2 separate regions of the Homo sapiens genome follow, and region 2 is linked to region 1. A link is a contact called in ENCODE Hi-C or POLR2A ChIA-PET data. All regions are on one chromosome and are shown on one strand. Each heading gives the region's core, a stretch centred on a gene start or an enhancer-like site at or near the end of the contact. The rest is flanking DNA. Distances are from core to core; before and after follow the strand shown.

Region 1 (7,423 bases), core at 1,983-4,482:
TATCCAAACCATTAGCCATGTACATTCAGTTTAGATCAGTGTCTTAGGTCACTCTCCTTCTAGAAAAAGTAAACAATGACATTCAATACTCCAAATTGTGCTGAGTGGCAGCAATTCTTTTCCCTATTGCCATTTATGGACATACTTGAGTTACGGTTTCTAATACTACTGTTACAACCGGCATCAGTAGTATTAGCCAACATATATTGAATGCTTACTATGTACAGGACATTGTTCTAAGTATACCAAAACTATTTGCTCAAGAGGCACTGTTACATCCCCCTTTTTAAAATGAAGGAAAAAGCCAGAGGAAAAAAAAGGGAAAAAAGCCAATTCTTCAGGAACTGGTTAGTAATGGGTTGAACTTGCAGCATTCAGTTTTTCTTCTTTTTTTTTTTTTTTTTTTGAGACGGAGTCCCCTCTGTTGCCCAGGCTGGAATGCACTGACACGATCTCGGCTCACTGCAACCTATGCCTCCTGGGGTCAAGTGATTCTCCTGCCTCAGCCTCCCGAATAGCTGGGATTACAGGGTCCCACCAGCACATCAGGCTAATTTTTGTATTTTTAGTAGGGACGGGGTTTCACCATCCCCCAGGGGCAGGGGCTGCTCTCGATCTCCTGACCTCAAGTGATCTACCAGCCTTGGCCTCCCAAAGTTCTGGGATTACAGGCGTGAGCCACCCCGCCCAGTCCCATTCAGTTTTTCAAGCAAAGTATTAACTCTTTGTCCTTATTAAGGGGACACCAGCAAGATGAAAATAACCCATAAGGTGATCATTTGTTTCATTACCCCTTAGGCAGTTTAGTCTTCTGAGTAACAGGAGAATTAGCTGGGTTCTTTTCAACTTAACTTTGTATAGTTTTCGAAAACCTAGCCTTTACAAATTTTCACCTGTGGCTGGACAATATACCCATGAGTCAGTCGCAATCCTCCTTTTCTTACAAACCCTGCTTTTTATTCTGATTTCTATATCCTGTAAGACAAAGAAGCAAGTTATTTAGCTTGGAAATTATCATCTGACTATTTGGATTAATAGAGAGGGTCAGAGGCCCATGTAACATAACAATAATGTCATAAAAGTAATTTAAGTTCTGTTTATTCACAGAATTGATAACAGTTCAGTTATCCTTAGTACGGGATGATTATGGTGAAGGAAAAGAACTTGAGTGTATATTTTCTACATAGAAATATATACAACAAACCAGATAGCAATTCAGAGAGATACATATTTTAGAAACTCTACAGACAGTTTTCAAAGGCTGGACAAGTGTCCGAGAAAAAGCTAAAAAAACAGAAGAAATTTCATAAAGCAGGCAATATTTAACTGGGCTTTGAAAAAAACAGGACTTGAGTCAACAAGGGAAACGTGTGTATTTGATAGTGGATTTAACAAAAATACTAATTGTTTTAGATGTTATTACTGTGCTAAATTTAGATCCATTTTAAATAAACTAGATAGTAACTCAAGTTTATATACAATTACTACCTTTGAAACCAAAACCTAGTCATAGTGGGAGCTTCCAAATGCTTTATAGACCTTGGATTTTTACCTAAGAGACACATGACTGAAGTTACAACCTAGAGCAACATCGTTTGTTGGGTGACTGGTTCTCATTTGTGACAACCTGAATAAGGGGGAACTTGTTTTTCCTCACTTCTTCTAGGCAAAGTCAAAAACAGTATTTAAAATACTAACGAAAGGAGTTTTAAAATTGAAATTGACTTGTTTCAGAAAAGAGTCTGGGATAAATGTCCTCAAGCTTTCTGCCTTCATTACGCCCCGAATTGTCCTGTTTAGGCTTCTAATGCCTTTGCTTATATAGATATACCATAAAGGGAAAATAGTATTCTAATCAGAAATAAAGCATTGATCTTTCTCAGGCTGAAAACTACAGCATTCAAATTCCGTTGTAGCCGGGCTTGATGGCTCATGCCTGTAATCCTAGCACTTTAAGGCTGAGGCTAGTGGATCACCTGAAGTCAGTTCGAGACCAGCCTAGCCAACATGGTGAAACCCCATCTCTACTAAAAATACAAAAATTATCCGGGCATGGTGGCGCATGCCTGTAATCCCAGCTACACGGAAGGGTGAAGCAGGAGAATCGCTGGAACCCGGGAGGCGGAGGCTGCAGTGAGCTGAGATCGCGCCACCGCACTCCAGTCTGGGCGACAGAGGAAGTCTCCTTCTCAAAAAAAAAAAAACTGATTATGTTGCCATAAAGGGTCCCTTTAAAAAAAAAAACGCTCTATCCAACGAAAACTAATTAGAAATAAATCTCCTTCCCGAAAGCGATAAAATACTAAAGAATGAGAAACTGACAGTTTACTGAGTTTGTAAGGAAGGCCAAATAAAGGCGGGGTTTGGATTCCTTTGGCGCACCCAAGCCGACCGTGGACTTCCTGGATACAACAACCAATCAGGATGCAGAGGAAGGGCGGGCGTTGCCCGGGCAAATTCAAACTGACAACCGCTGCAACTTGGCACTGTTCCAAATCACTAACCGACGGGGGACCGACGAGTATTTTAATTGGTTTCTAACGTATTTTAATTGGTTTCGAACTTATAATAGAAAATTTCCCATCTCCTTACTTAACTCTAAGATTAGAATGGCAGATCTAAAAAAAAAAAGTCACTAAGGATTAGTTAAATAACTGCTCTACTTCAGACCAAAAAACACAGTAGCAAGTTACAAGGGTTTGTCAGTGGCCAGCAGAGGAGGAATACAAGCACCAGCTCTTTCTTTGAGAACATGGGTGGCTCTTAAAAGAGCCGTTAGGGTTGAGAGTTTGCAACCAACTCACTGTTTACTTAGCGCTGGTGTACTTGGTGACGGCCTTAGTACCCTCGGACACGGCGTGCTTGGCCAACTCCCCAGGCAGCAGCAGGCGCACGGCCGTCTGGATCTCCCTGGAGGTGATGGTCGAGCGCTTGTTGTAATGCGCCAGGCGGGAAGCCTCACCTGCGATGCGCTCGAAAATGTCGTTCACAAACGAATTCATGATGCCCATGGCCTTGGACGAAATGCCGGTGTCAGGGTGGACCTGCTTCAGAACCTTGTACACATAGATGGAATAGCTCTCCTTGCGGCTGCGCTTGCGCTTCTTGCCGTCTTTCTTCTGCGCCTTAGTCACCGCCTTCTTGGAGCCCTTTTTCGGGGCGGGAGCAGACTTCGCTGGCTCTGGCATAGCACTGTGTAGCTATAAAGCGCCAACGAAAAGGAAAAACAGCGTGAGCAGGGTATGACAAGGCGCTTTTATATAGAATCGCTTATGCAAATAAGGTGAAGAGTTGAAGTCTTGTGTCTGATTGGTAGTTATTCAGGGTAACGTCAGAGGTCAGGTCTGCCCAATCAGGATTCGCAAATCCAGAAGACGCACTACTATTGGTTGAAATTAAACTGCAGCCCTAACCAACAACACGTCTTCTTTTTCGCGCCCAATAGTGTTTATAAAAAGCGCCGCCTTTCCCGTTCACTTTGTGGTTGCTCGTAGTGAGTTGCGCTCGCTATGTCTGGACGTGGCAAGCAGGGAGGCAAAGCCCGCGCTAAGGCCAAGACTCGCTCTTCTAGGGCCGGTCTCCAGTTCCCCGTGGGCCGAGTGCACCGCCTGCTCCGCAAAGGCAACTATGCCGAGCGGGTCGGGGCCGGCGCGCCGGTGTATCTGGCAGCGGTGCTGGAGTACCTGACCGCCGAGATCCTGGAACTGGCGGGCAACGCGGCCCGCGACAACAAGAAGACCCGCATCATCCCGCGTCATCTCCAACTGGCCATCCGCAACGACGAGGAGCTCAACAAGCTGCTGGGCAAAGTCACCATCGCACAGGGCGGTGTCCTGCCCAACATTCAGGCCGTGCTACTGCCCAAAAAGACTGAGAGCCACCACAAGGCGAAGGGCAAGTAACTATCTGTACTAGTTTGTGGCAGCTCAAGTAAAATCGAGTCCAAACCAACGGCTCTTTTCAGGGCCACCCACGTCTTCTCTAAAAGAACTTAACATTTATTCCATGTGAAAGAAAGTGAGACATGGACAAGACTCTAGTCATAAATTACCCATCTTTTTGAAAACAGTGTAGCGAACACCGCAGATTTAAAAGAAAAACTAGAGGGAAGGTGGTCCAGATTTTACCACGCTTAAAAGTTAAGATGTGAACAAATCTCTTAGGCCATTACTTAATTTTAAACTTAATCAGTGTGTGTCCACAGAGCACCAGTGGCTTCGTGAGTTCTTGAAGCACTTTGGCCCAAAAGAGTTATCGCCCGGGCTAGAATTTAGCAGACAGCTGTTCCACGCGGGCCAGGGCGGCATGAAGAAGTCCCGCCGCTACGTGCCCGGCACAGTGGCCCTGCGCGACGTTCGGCGCTACCAGAACTCCGAGCTGCTGATCAGCAAGCTGCCGCTCCTGCGAGAGCTCGGCGGTGACGCCGCTGCACGAGAGCGAGGCTGAAGAACTTTGTGACACAATAGTCCACCTCCCTGCAAAGGCTCTGTCAGAGACTCACATCTTTCCTGATGGATAGCTGTGAAGCATTCTCTTACCCACCCTACTGCATGTTGCAAAGTATTCCTTTAAAATGAAGTGAGTAAAATACTGGGATGACGTTATCTGGAGCCCAAGAAAGATGGCTCATTTGGAAAGGCCTAATATCCCAAGTTGCTTACCTAGAAGAACTTGACAGGATAGTTAATAATAAACCTTAAAACCCATGAAGAAATCTGAGGTAAAGTGTTAGCACACAGACTGTTAAAATGTCTGCCTCACAGATAGGAGGGAAAATATATAGAGGATTATAATATGGTTCAACAAATGTTGATGAGTATTAGAAATGTACATTAGAAATATTAGAAATGTTTATGACTATTAGAAAAGTACAGGGTATTGGGCGTTCCTGACACAAACTGAGGCCTCCTAGCAAGACTGGCAGTTTTCTGTAAAGGAGGGTTATTTACTACGGTAGTGCAAATAACTTTTGGTGTTGTAGCTAAATAAGGAATACTCATGCCAAGATTGCACAATTGTGCCTCCTCCCTCTGTTCACTGAACTCTGATGTAATTTTTTTTTTTTTTTTGAGACGGAGTCTCGCTCTGTCGCCCAGGCTGGAGTGCAGTGGCGCTATCTCGGCTCACTGCAAGCTCCGCCTCCCGGGTTCACGCCATTCTCCTGCCTCAGCCTCCTGAGTAGCTGGGGCTACAGGCGTCTGCCACCATGCCCAGCTACTTTTTTGTATTTTTAGTAGATACGGGGTTTCACCGTGTTAGCCAGGATGGTCTTGATGTCCTGACCTCGTGATCCACCGGCCTCGGCCTCCCAAAGTGCTGGGATTACCGGCGTAAGCCACCACGCCCGGCCCACTCTGAAGTAATCTTAAGAAGACGTTAACTCATTTTTCTTGTGTATTGTAGACACTTTTGGCTGTCTGGTAACATGGAAAATCTCAGAATGATGTTTTAAGTATATAAAATGCCAAACAAAGTTAAATTACAGTTATCAAAGTATTTTTAAAACTTCATAGTGATAAATGAGACTATATAGTTATATTGTTAATATAGTTAACACATTACATGATTTGGTGAGCCTAATTGCTGTTACTAATTAGAGGAGTAAAAATGTTTCACGATAACTCAGCAATTGTAATGAGAAATGAAACATCTAATGTCTTTTGGGTTACAAAGTAACAGGTACTGAGATTTGTGGCCTAAATTCATAATAAAGTGAAATGTTCAAGTTCAGTCAAGGTTAAGTTTTTAAAAATAGATATTTTACTACCCAAACTCACAGACTTCCCCTTCAACACCCTCCAATTGCTGAATTTTTTCCTTAGGGGCATTGTGACATATAAGTACGGACCTCAGGTTAAAAACTCTTGCTCTAAAATTTGGTCAACCTACCCCATTTCTTTTCAGCTCCTTTTCTCTAGATACCTCCTCTTCCTATCTGGAATTTCTTTAGCACTTAGTCTACTGACATCTCATAACCTTTTACTGTGTCTGTTTCTTGTTCTTAAAATATAACTACTTCCAATCCTAGTATAAATACGATGTTTTGGAACAGAAACAAGTGCTGACAATATCTAGCAAAAATAGGTACTTGAGAGGCCCCCCAAATAGTAAAATATTTGGCTTTTTGATGGATTTTTATACTGTGTAACCCAATAATTTTACTCATTTTTGAATTGCCCTGTCTTTAAAGGTCTTTCAACTTATTTAAATTAATATTTAATAAATTTCACAATTAAATATACAGTGGTTGGACACAGGATGTACTTTGCAAGTGTAACTGTTACTGGAAAGGGGTCCCAATCCAGACCCCAAGAGAGAGTTCTTGGGTCTTTCTCAAGAAAGAATTCAAGGCAAATCCATAGAGTACAGTGAAAGCAAGTTTATTAGAGAAGTAAAGAAAATTGTTCTTTTGTTCTATTCTAAGGATATTTATAGTTATTTCTTGACTACATGCTAAACAAGGGGTGGATTCTTCATGAGTTTTCTGGGAACGGGGTGGGCAATTCCCCAACTGAGAGTTCCTCCCCCTTTTAGACCCTATAGGGTAACTTTCCGACGTTGCCATGGCATCTGTAAATGGTCATGGCACTGGTAGGAGTGTCTTTTAGCATGCTAATGCATTATAAGTAGTGTATAATGAGCAGTGAGGATAACCAGAGGTCAATTTCCTCACCATCTTGATTTTGGTAGGTTTTGGCTGGCTTCTTTACCGCATGCTTTTATTAGCAAGGTCTTTGTGACCTGTACTTTGTGCTGACCTATTCTGTGACTACAAATGCCTTAAGCCTCTGGGAATGCAGCCCAGTAGGCCTCAGCCTTATTTTACCCAGCCCCTATTCAAGATGGAGTTTCTCTGGTTTAAACGCCTCTGACAAAGTTTGCTGCCAGATTTGTTTTGTAATGTGAAAGAATGTGAGAACTCAGAGTTACTCTATTTGAACTAAGTTTATCTTGATAGTCAGTTATCCTGTTAGAAAACAGACTGATTAGCATAACATTTTTTTAAAATGTTATACTGCGTGTATGTTTACTATTTCAGAACTAAATTTACCGTCAATTTCAGAAACTAAAGAGTCTGACAAACTCAAATATCCTTGTAGGGGAGGCAAAATTTTACCTCTGTCCTCTTAAGAGTTTTTATGGCTGGCCTGATAATTAAACTGACATAAGATTAAGAGGAGAAAACCATATAAATTTAATATAAATTTTATGTGGCATGGGACATGGGAGCTCTAATAATAGACCCCAAAGAAGTAGCAAAACCTAAATGCTTTTATAGTAGGTTGAATGGAGTAAATTGTGGAAATGTAACTATGTAGGAAGGCTAAAGGAAAACAAGAATTATTTTAAGATCTGCTTGGACAGAATTCTCTTGGTTTCAACTTCCTGTCCTTGATGAAAATGTTCTTTTCCTTTTGGTACA
Region 2 (7,423 bases), core at 1,474-3,973, 110 kb before region 1:
GCGTGACAAAAATACACATTGGGGAAAAGACAGCCTCTTCAATAAATGGTGTTGGGAAAACTGGGAACCCACATACAAAATAAAAAAATTACACCCTTATCTTACACCTTACATAAAATTCAACTCGAAATAGGTTAAAGACTTAAACAGAAGACCTGAAATTGTAAAACTCCTAGAAGAAAATGTAAGGGAAAACCTCCTTGACACTGGCCTTTGTAATGATTTCTTGGACAGGACACCAAAAGCTCAGGAAACAAAAGCAAAAGTAAACAAGTGAGACTACATCAAACGAAAAATCTGCACAGAGAAGAAAACAATGGGCAAAACGAAAAGGCAACTATTGGTTGGGAGAAAATATTTGTAAACCATGTATCTGATAAGGAGTTAATATCCAAAATATATAAGGTATATATATATATACACATACAACTCAATAGCAAGAAAACCAAATCTAATTAAAAAATAGGTAAAGAACCTGAACAGATATTTTCCCAAGGATGACATAAAAAATGGCCAATAGAAAAAATGCTCAACATCTCTAATCATCATGGAAATGCAAATCAAACCCACAATGAGACATCATCTCAGACCTGTTAGAATAACCAATTTAAAAATATAAAAAATAACAAGTGTTGGCAATGTAGAGAAAAGGGAACCCTTTTACATTATGAGTGGGAATGCAAATTAGTACCGCCTTTATGGAAAACAGCAGTATGGCTGTTCCTCAGAAAATTACAAATAGAACTACCACATGATCCAGCAGTACCTTTTCTGGGTATATACTGTGAAAGTAAAATATCTTGCACCCCCAAAATCACTAGCTAAAAGGAAAATTCAAGCTGGAAACTGCTCAGTGCAAACTTGCCTCCCATTCTATTCAAAGTCATCCCTCTGCTCACTGAGATAGATGCATACTCTGATTGCCTCCTTTGGAAAGGTTTATCAGAAACTCAAAAGTAAGACCTGGCAGCCCCCTCCCTGCTTTGTCCCCGCCTTTCTGGATGGAACCAATGTACTTCTTACATATATTGACTGATGTCTCATGTGTCCCTAAAATGTATAAAACTAAGCTGTGCCCCGATTACCTTGGGCACAGGTAGTCAGAACTCCCTGAGGCTGTGTCACAGGGGTGTGTCCTCAACCTTCGCAAAATAAACTTTCTAAATTAACTGAAACGTGTCTCAAATTTTCGGTGTTCACATCCGCAAAGGAAATGAAATCAGGATCTCGAAGCAATAACTGCATGCCCATCTTCATTGAAACATTATTCACAATAACTAAGATATGGAATCGACCTAAGTGGCTGTCCACCAATGAATGGATAAAGCACATATAGTTTATACACACAATAGAATATTATTCATCCTTAATAAAGAAGATCCTGCTGTTTGCAACATGGATGAACCTCGATGTCATTATGCTAAGTGAAACAAGCCAGACACAGCAAGAAAAATACTGCATGATCTCTTATGTGGATTCTAAAAAAGTCAAATACATAGAAGCAGAGTAGAACAGTGGTTACCAGGGGTGGAGACGTATGGAAATGGTTAAGATGTTGGTCAAAGGATACAAAGTTGCAGTTCTATAGGATGAATAAGTCTAGAGATGTAATGCATAGCATAACTATAGTTAATACTGCATTGTGCATTGGAAACTTGCGGAGAGTACATTTCATGCGCTCTCACCACTTACACAAAATAGTAACTGTGAAGAGATGTATTATGTTAATTAGCTTGACTGTAGAAATCATTTCACTGTGTACATGTATCAAAACATCATGTTGTACACCTTAAATATATAGTTTTTATTTTTAAAACACTGTTTGGGATTAAAAGCCCAGCTAATTCTGCCTTAATATCTCATTCTTATCCACAATGTCCACCCATAAGAAAGACGCCCGATACTCCGTGTAAACACACACTCCCCATCTCCCATACAAATTTACCTTCTAGAGAGAGCCCTTTTCCCCAAACTCTCCTCTCAAAACACTCTGAAGCACAAGGTCTTTAGCCTAGTTAGACATTTTCTGAAAAACTTAGTTTAACTCAGCGTAGAGACACCATGAATTTCAGAGACCCAGTCCTGGGCCTGCTTCAGTTGCTTTAGCCTAGAGTTTCAACTCCCAGGTCCCGGGGAGGGATGCTCCAAGGAAGAAATAGAGGCCCTATTCCAGGGCTGTTTCTCGCAGACTAGCCACAGAAAATGCAGCCCAGCGCCACTTCCTTTCAGTAGCAACACGTTTCCAACACGTTTGTTAAGCGGGAACGGAAGTGAGCGGAAAGGAATGCGTTTGGTAAATCCCACTTTAAGGATTTCGTAATCCTCCCAGGGATTCCCACCACCCGCACTCCACTCGCAGACTGCGGGCCTTCCTCCGACGCTGGGAGAAGGACCCTGGGAGAGGCAAGGGAAGGGCTCCGGAACCAGCGCAGCAGCGGGACGCTAGCCCGCCCACACGGCGGCCACTTGAAGGTCCTCCAGGGAACACCTGAGGCAGTGGGAGCGTCTGCCCTTTCCTAAGTCTCCTTGGAAAGAAGTATTCGCTTTCGTTTCCGCAAACAAAGCATGCTCCGCGCTTTCAGGACCGGTGGCTCCCGTGGAGACCGCAGCGGAACCCAGTCCGCCTTCGCACGCGTCCGGGGGAGAAGCGGCCCCAGGACTAAGGGCGCGCGCCCGAGGAACCGGTGCTGTGACGACCAGAGCAAACACGCCGGATGTTCCTGTGTAGGCTGTGTAAGGAGTGACCGGAAGTAGAAACTGGGTGCTCCAGTGGCGCAATCGGTTAGCGCGCGGTACTTATATGGCAGTATGTGTGCGAGTGATGCCGAGGTTGTGAGTTCGAGCCTCACCTGGAGCATTGTTTTCCAACCCAAAATAGCATTACTTGAAGTGCCTTTCCCCCTGTAATCCGACTCCATCGTCTTTAACGTGTTTGGAATTGTGTACACAGTTTATTGTTATTGGTTTCCTTAGCCTTTTTAGAACCAAGCAACGCCAATTACCAACAAAATCCGTTGCGCCGCAGTGAGTTAGCTACCTTCTATCTCCACTTTGTTCTGCACGTCGATCTCAGGTAAAGAACATCATCTCTTTACATCCTTCTTTCCACTTTGTTCTTAGGATCATCGATCATCGTTCCTCGGGGAGCCCCTGGCACATACTTAGTGCTAAGAAACTCCCATCAGGTGATAAGCATTGAACTCCATTTAAGGAAACTCAAAAGTGGGAAATAGTAAAAGGTTCCTGTCTGATTAAAGCTCTGATTGGGAGGGGTGTGGGGGGACTGATTTCTGACAACAGTGTCCCCTCCAGTATTTTTCCCCCACTTAATTTTACCCTGATAAAAATCAACAGTCATGGAAGATCTAGCAGCTTCTATCAACTGAGAAACAGCACCTGGTGTCCTCAGGCATTCAATTACCTGGACTTGGAAAAGGATGAGTGATAATAGACCCAGAAACCTGAAATCTTTAGAACAGCATTACAAGAATAAGCATATTGTTGTGGCTGAGGTGGGTAGGAAGTAGATAGGGATTTTGACTTTAAAATAGGCTTCCTCTCCCTATGACACCTGCAGTTTGCCTGGACATAGCTTTTATCATATGCTTCCCAACTCTTCAGCAAGAGAGGGAATTGAACTGAGTAATTGGGAGTTGTTTTCCTAGCTATAAAGATTGCCACAAATCTGAAAGCACATGTGTCCCACTTGGGACACGGAGGTGAGTGGAATTAAGCTGAGCACAGATAACTCTCTCTTGAGATCTGTATTCCTAAATGGGTCTTGCATGTATCTGGACATTGTCCACTCACAGACTCTCTCCTGAGAAAGGTTAGCGAGGTCCCGTTCAGGAATGCACCAGATGATAATAAAGTGAACACCTTCTCACTTTGTAGCTCTTGCTAAGCCACTGGAGTACCTTAAAAGCTATCAAAGCATAATCTTCAAATATATATATAGTAACTAATCACCAAATATTTATTTAAGTCACTAATGAGAAAAGGAGGAGTATGGTAAACTGATTGCAATGGCAATAGAAAAGGCTGGTAAAGGTATAGTCAGTGGGGGAAAAATAATGCTGACATGAGATTGCAAGTTTAAGTAAAAAACTAGCTAATGTCCTATGAGGCAGTGAAAACTATGGCCTTTGGGATTATTTTTATCTAAAAGACAGAAACTAGTTGCATCTTTACTGGGTAAAAATCATTCAAAACTTAATATTCTACATAATGACATTTAACCTTGTAATCTATTTTCTAATCATTAGTAAATAGTGACCTCCAAAAGTTCCATTAACTTAGAGGATTACTTGCCCCTTCAGTGGGCTTGTTAGACAATGCTCTAGTATTATTTTGAAAGAGTACTAATATCTTTTTTTTTTGCCTTATATTAACTTTTGGATATTTTTTCTGAATAGATTTAGCACCTTAATTCAATTATTTTATCTCTGTTCCTGATCAGTTGAAGGTATTATTGAGTGTCTTCAGACAGTGTTTAAAAAATGGTGACCTTTGCCATAAAGAATTTTTGTGAACTGGCTTAAGCCAGTTTTGTGATACACAACTTTGGGTGCTTTTGGTAGATGTCTGTAGGCAGCTTACTTTATAGTACTTTATACTATACCTTACTTTATAGTATAAAGTAAGGGATAGTTAGCTACAACATACCAACGAGTTATAGTGATAGAAGATCTTCAACAAAATTTTGTACATATATAGTCATTTATTAGAAAGCAAGCAAAAAACAGTCATAAAACCTGTTCTCTAAGCTCAATGAAGTTCCCACGGTTTTGTCATTTGTTTTTGTTGTTGTCATTGTTGTTTTACTAACTTCAAAACTACCTTTCATGAAAGCTTTGCTTGAGGCAAATGCAACAATATTTCAGAGTGAGGATTCAGCCAAACATCTCTAAGAAGAAAACCTCTGGACACAGCAGGACACAGAAATACTGAAATCTCCAGCCTAGGGCACCATCCCTCAAGTTAAAGGCTAGAACTCATTTAATTTTTATTCCCTTTGAACAGTGTCTCTTAAATATTTAATTCATTTTGGGAACCGCTAATTTACCCAGGGAGACTATATTTCTAATATTTTTTTCCCTTCACACCATGGGATCTTTGTTTCTAATATATTAATTAACTAATTAACAAGGACAAATTTCATCAAAGAAAACCAGTATCCAATATTCCATTATACTAATTATGGCAGCCTCTGGTGTTTATCAAAAATAAAGAAAACTGAAGTACTTTTGGTGGCCACTTCAGCAGTGTGGTTTTATTATGTTAAATGACAATCCTCCAGATTGTGATATCAGGGCAAGGGACTGACTCTAGAATCATTTAAAATCATTTTAATATACACATTCGTATTATACAGCACAGTTGATTAAATTATTGCTCCTTCTCTATATCCACACCCTTTTTGTGGGTGGAGAGTTTGTCTTCACTTGTGGTAGACTGGATTCCTGAAAATGACTGAAACAGTATCCCTCGTTCCCTTCTGCAATGTGAGCTTGGCACCTCCTCAGCTAGAAGTAGAGTCTGTTTCCCTTCACCTTGAATTTGGTTTGGGTTTGTAACTACTGTGAGCAATGGAATGCAGTAAAAATAACATTTTGTGATTTCTCAGCCCAGGCAGTAAGAAAACATATCAGCTTCCACTTTTACCTTTAAGGAGAAGCCAGCTCCCATGTTAAGAAGTTCAAATACCTAGAGACTGCGATGGTTTGCAGAGGCTCAAGCTAACCACATGGAAAGACATGGAGAGATATTCCTTGCCAACCCTCAACTACTCCAACTATTCTAAGACATCAAACCTGTGAGTGAAAAAGCCATCTCATACCTTACAACTCTAGCAGATGCCACATAGTGTAGAGATAAGCTCTCTCTGTCATTCTCTGTCAAAATTGTAAAATCATAAGCAAATAAATAATCACAGTTGCTTCAAGTTACTACATTTGAGCATAGTATTTTAAGCCACTGCATTTGAGATGGTTTGTTATACAGCAATAGATAACTAAAAAACAAAGTCCCTTGATTTAGACTTGTCCACTCAACTTGCTTGGCCAATGGAATGGGGTAGAAGTGATGGTGTGCTTATTCCCAGCCTGGGCCTTAAAAGGCTTTGCCTATTTCCACTTGCCTTCTTGTACTTCTGCTATTGTCATAAGAAAAACAAACCGCAGGTCACCCACCGGTCTGAAGAGGAGGATGAGAGACAAAGAAAAAAGTTGTCTGGCTGCCTCTGCTGTCTACAGATTGAAGAAGATCCATCCAGCTGAGCCCAGCCTAGACCAGCTGACTTCTCCAATAAGCCTGTATGAAATAAATGCTTATTGTTATGTGACCTTGAGCTTTGAAGATAGTTTGTTATGCAATAATTGTTGATTCTTTCACCCTGTCTTTGTTGAACTGTTATAGACGTCTTAATAGGAGTTCACAATTCAGTTATTCCGGCATGATCACAAACTCATTAGGAATAGAACAGAGAATATGAAAAGCATCTATTTTAGTTCATTTTGTGTTGCTATAACAAAATACCTAAGACTGGGAAGTTTATAATGAACATAAATTTATTGGCTCATGGTCTTGGAAGCAAGGAAGTTCAAAATCAAGGGACTAGCATCTGGCGAGAGACTTCTTGTTGCCTCACCTTATGGCAGAAGGTCAAAGAGTGGGTGGTGGGGGGCAGGGGAGAGAACAAGAGGGGGCAGAACTCTTCATTTTATAAGAAACTCAGTCCTAAAATAATGGCATTAATCCACTCATGAGGGTGGAGCCCTCATAATTTAAACACTTTTTAAAGATCCCACTTTCCAATACTGCCCCACTGGGGATCAAGTTTCCAACACACCAACATCACTTTATCCATATTTTCCCATCAATATTTACCCTACCCTTTCTGGAGAATAAAAGGGAAGCAAGCAAATTTCATGTCCTTTGCAAAATTGTGGTCTGTAACCTCAAAGCCTATGGGTAACCTTAGGCCTAATAACTCCCTCATCCACCCAGGGTGTTTTTGCATAATTTCCCCTATCTCCTTAATAGCCAAACTCCATGATAATGCTTCATTCTCAGCAGATAATCTTACCTTTTACTTCACAAAGAATCTAGAACCTCCTCTGATTTACATTATTCCCCTCTTCTTTACATACATTTATAATTCATCAGCATCAGTTACGAGCTTTATTGCTTGCCTGATTTTTTAGAGATGTCTCTCTGCTCATTAAAGACTAAACTCTTCATCTGCACCTCCAAATGCCAACTCCCCATGATGACTTAACCTTAAAATAAAATATGTATAAACACACAGTCTGTCCTCTTTGAATGGACATACACACTCACACTCTGCATGATCCAAAGATCTACACGTCTACTCTCAAGAGACTGCTCTTTTTTACTCCTTCCCTTCAACATGTACTTCCAG

Evidence for each region. Hi-C counts contacts between places; a loop is a spot of excess contacts on that map. ChIA-PET counts read pairs that join two places held with the same protein, here RNA polymerase II (POLR2A). Pooled maps may share reads with other maps.
Region 2: a pooled map shows a loop between it and region 1 (4-fold over the local background). The contact joins the promoter of LARRPM here to the promoter of H2BC11 in region 1. A Hi-C loop is called at or near these places in 5 of 50 pooled maps. POLR2A ChIA-PET finds 5 or more read pairs at or near these places in 3 of 52 experiments (H1, OCI-LY7 and PC-9).

The regions. Positions count from the first base shown.
Region 1 is chr6:27,129,563-27,136,985 of GRCh38, forward strand. It overlaps H2BC11 (H2B clustered histone 11), which reads right to left and starts at 3,233. Exons shown (of 1, transcript NM_021058.4): 1 at 2,754-3,233. The coding sequence starts at 3,188. The coding sequence ends at 2,808. It overlaps H2AC11 (H2A clustered histone 11), which reads left to right and starts at 3,481. Exons shown (of 1, transcript NM_021064.5): 1 at 3,481-3,973. The coding sequence starts at 3,510. The coding sequence ends at 3,902. RefSeq lists enhancers at 2,453-2,512, 2,853-2,922, 2,933-3,002, 3,134-3,647, 3,613-3,952 and 1 more.
Region 2 is chr6:27,017,583-27,025,005 of GRCh38, forward strand. It overlaps LARRPM (LINC00240 antisense RNA regulating promoter methylation), which reads right to left and starts at 2,724. Exons shown (of 1, transcript NR_026776.1): 1 at 1,784-2,724. It overlaps LINC00240 (long intergenic non-protein coding RNA 240), which reads left to right. Exons shown (of 3, transcript NR_026775.2): 3 at 5,672-6,392. TRI-TAT2-2 (tRNA-Ile (anticodon TAT) 2-2) reads left to right here and starts at 2,764; the gene lies at 2,764-2,857. RefSeq lists an enhancer at 2,469-2,728.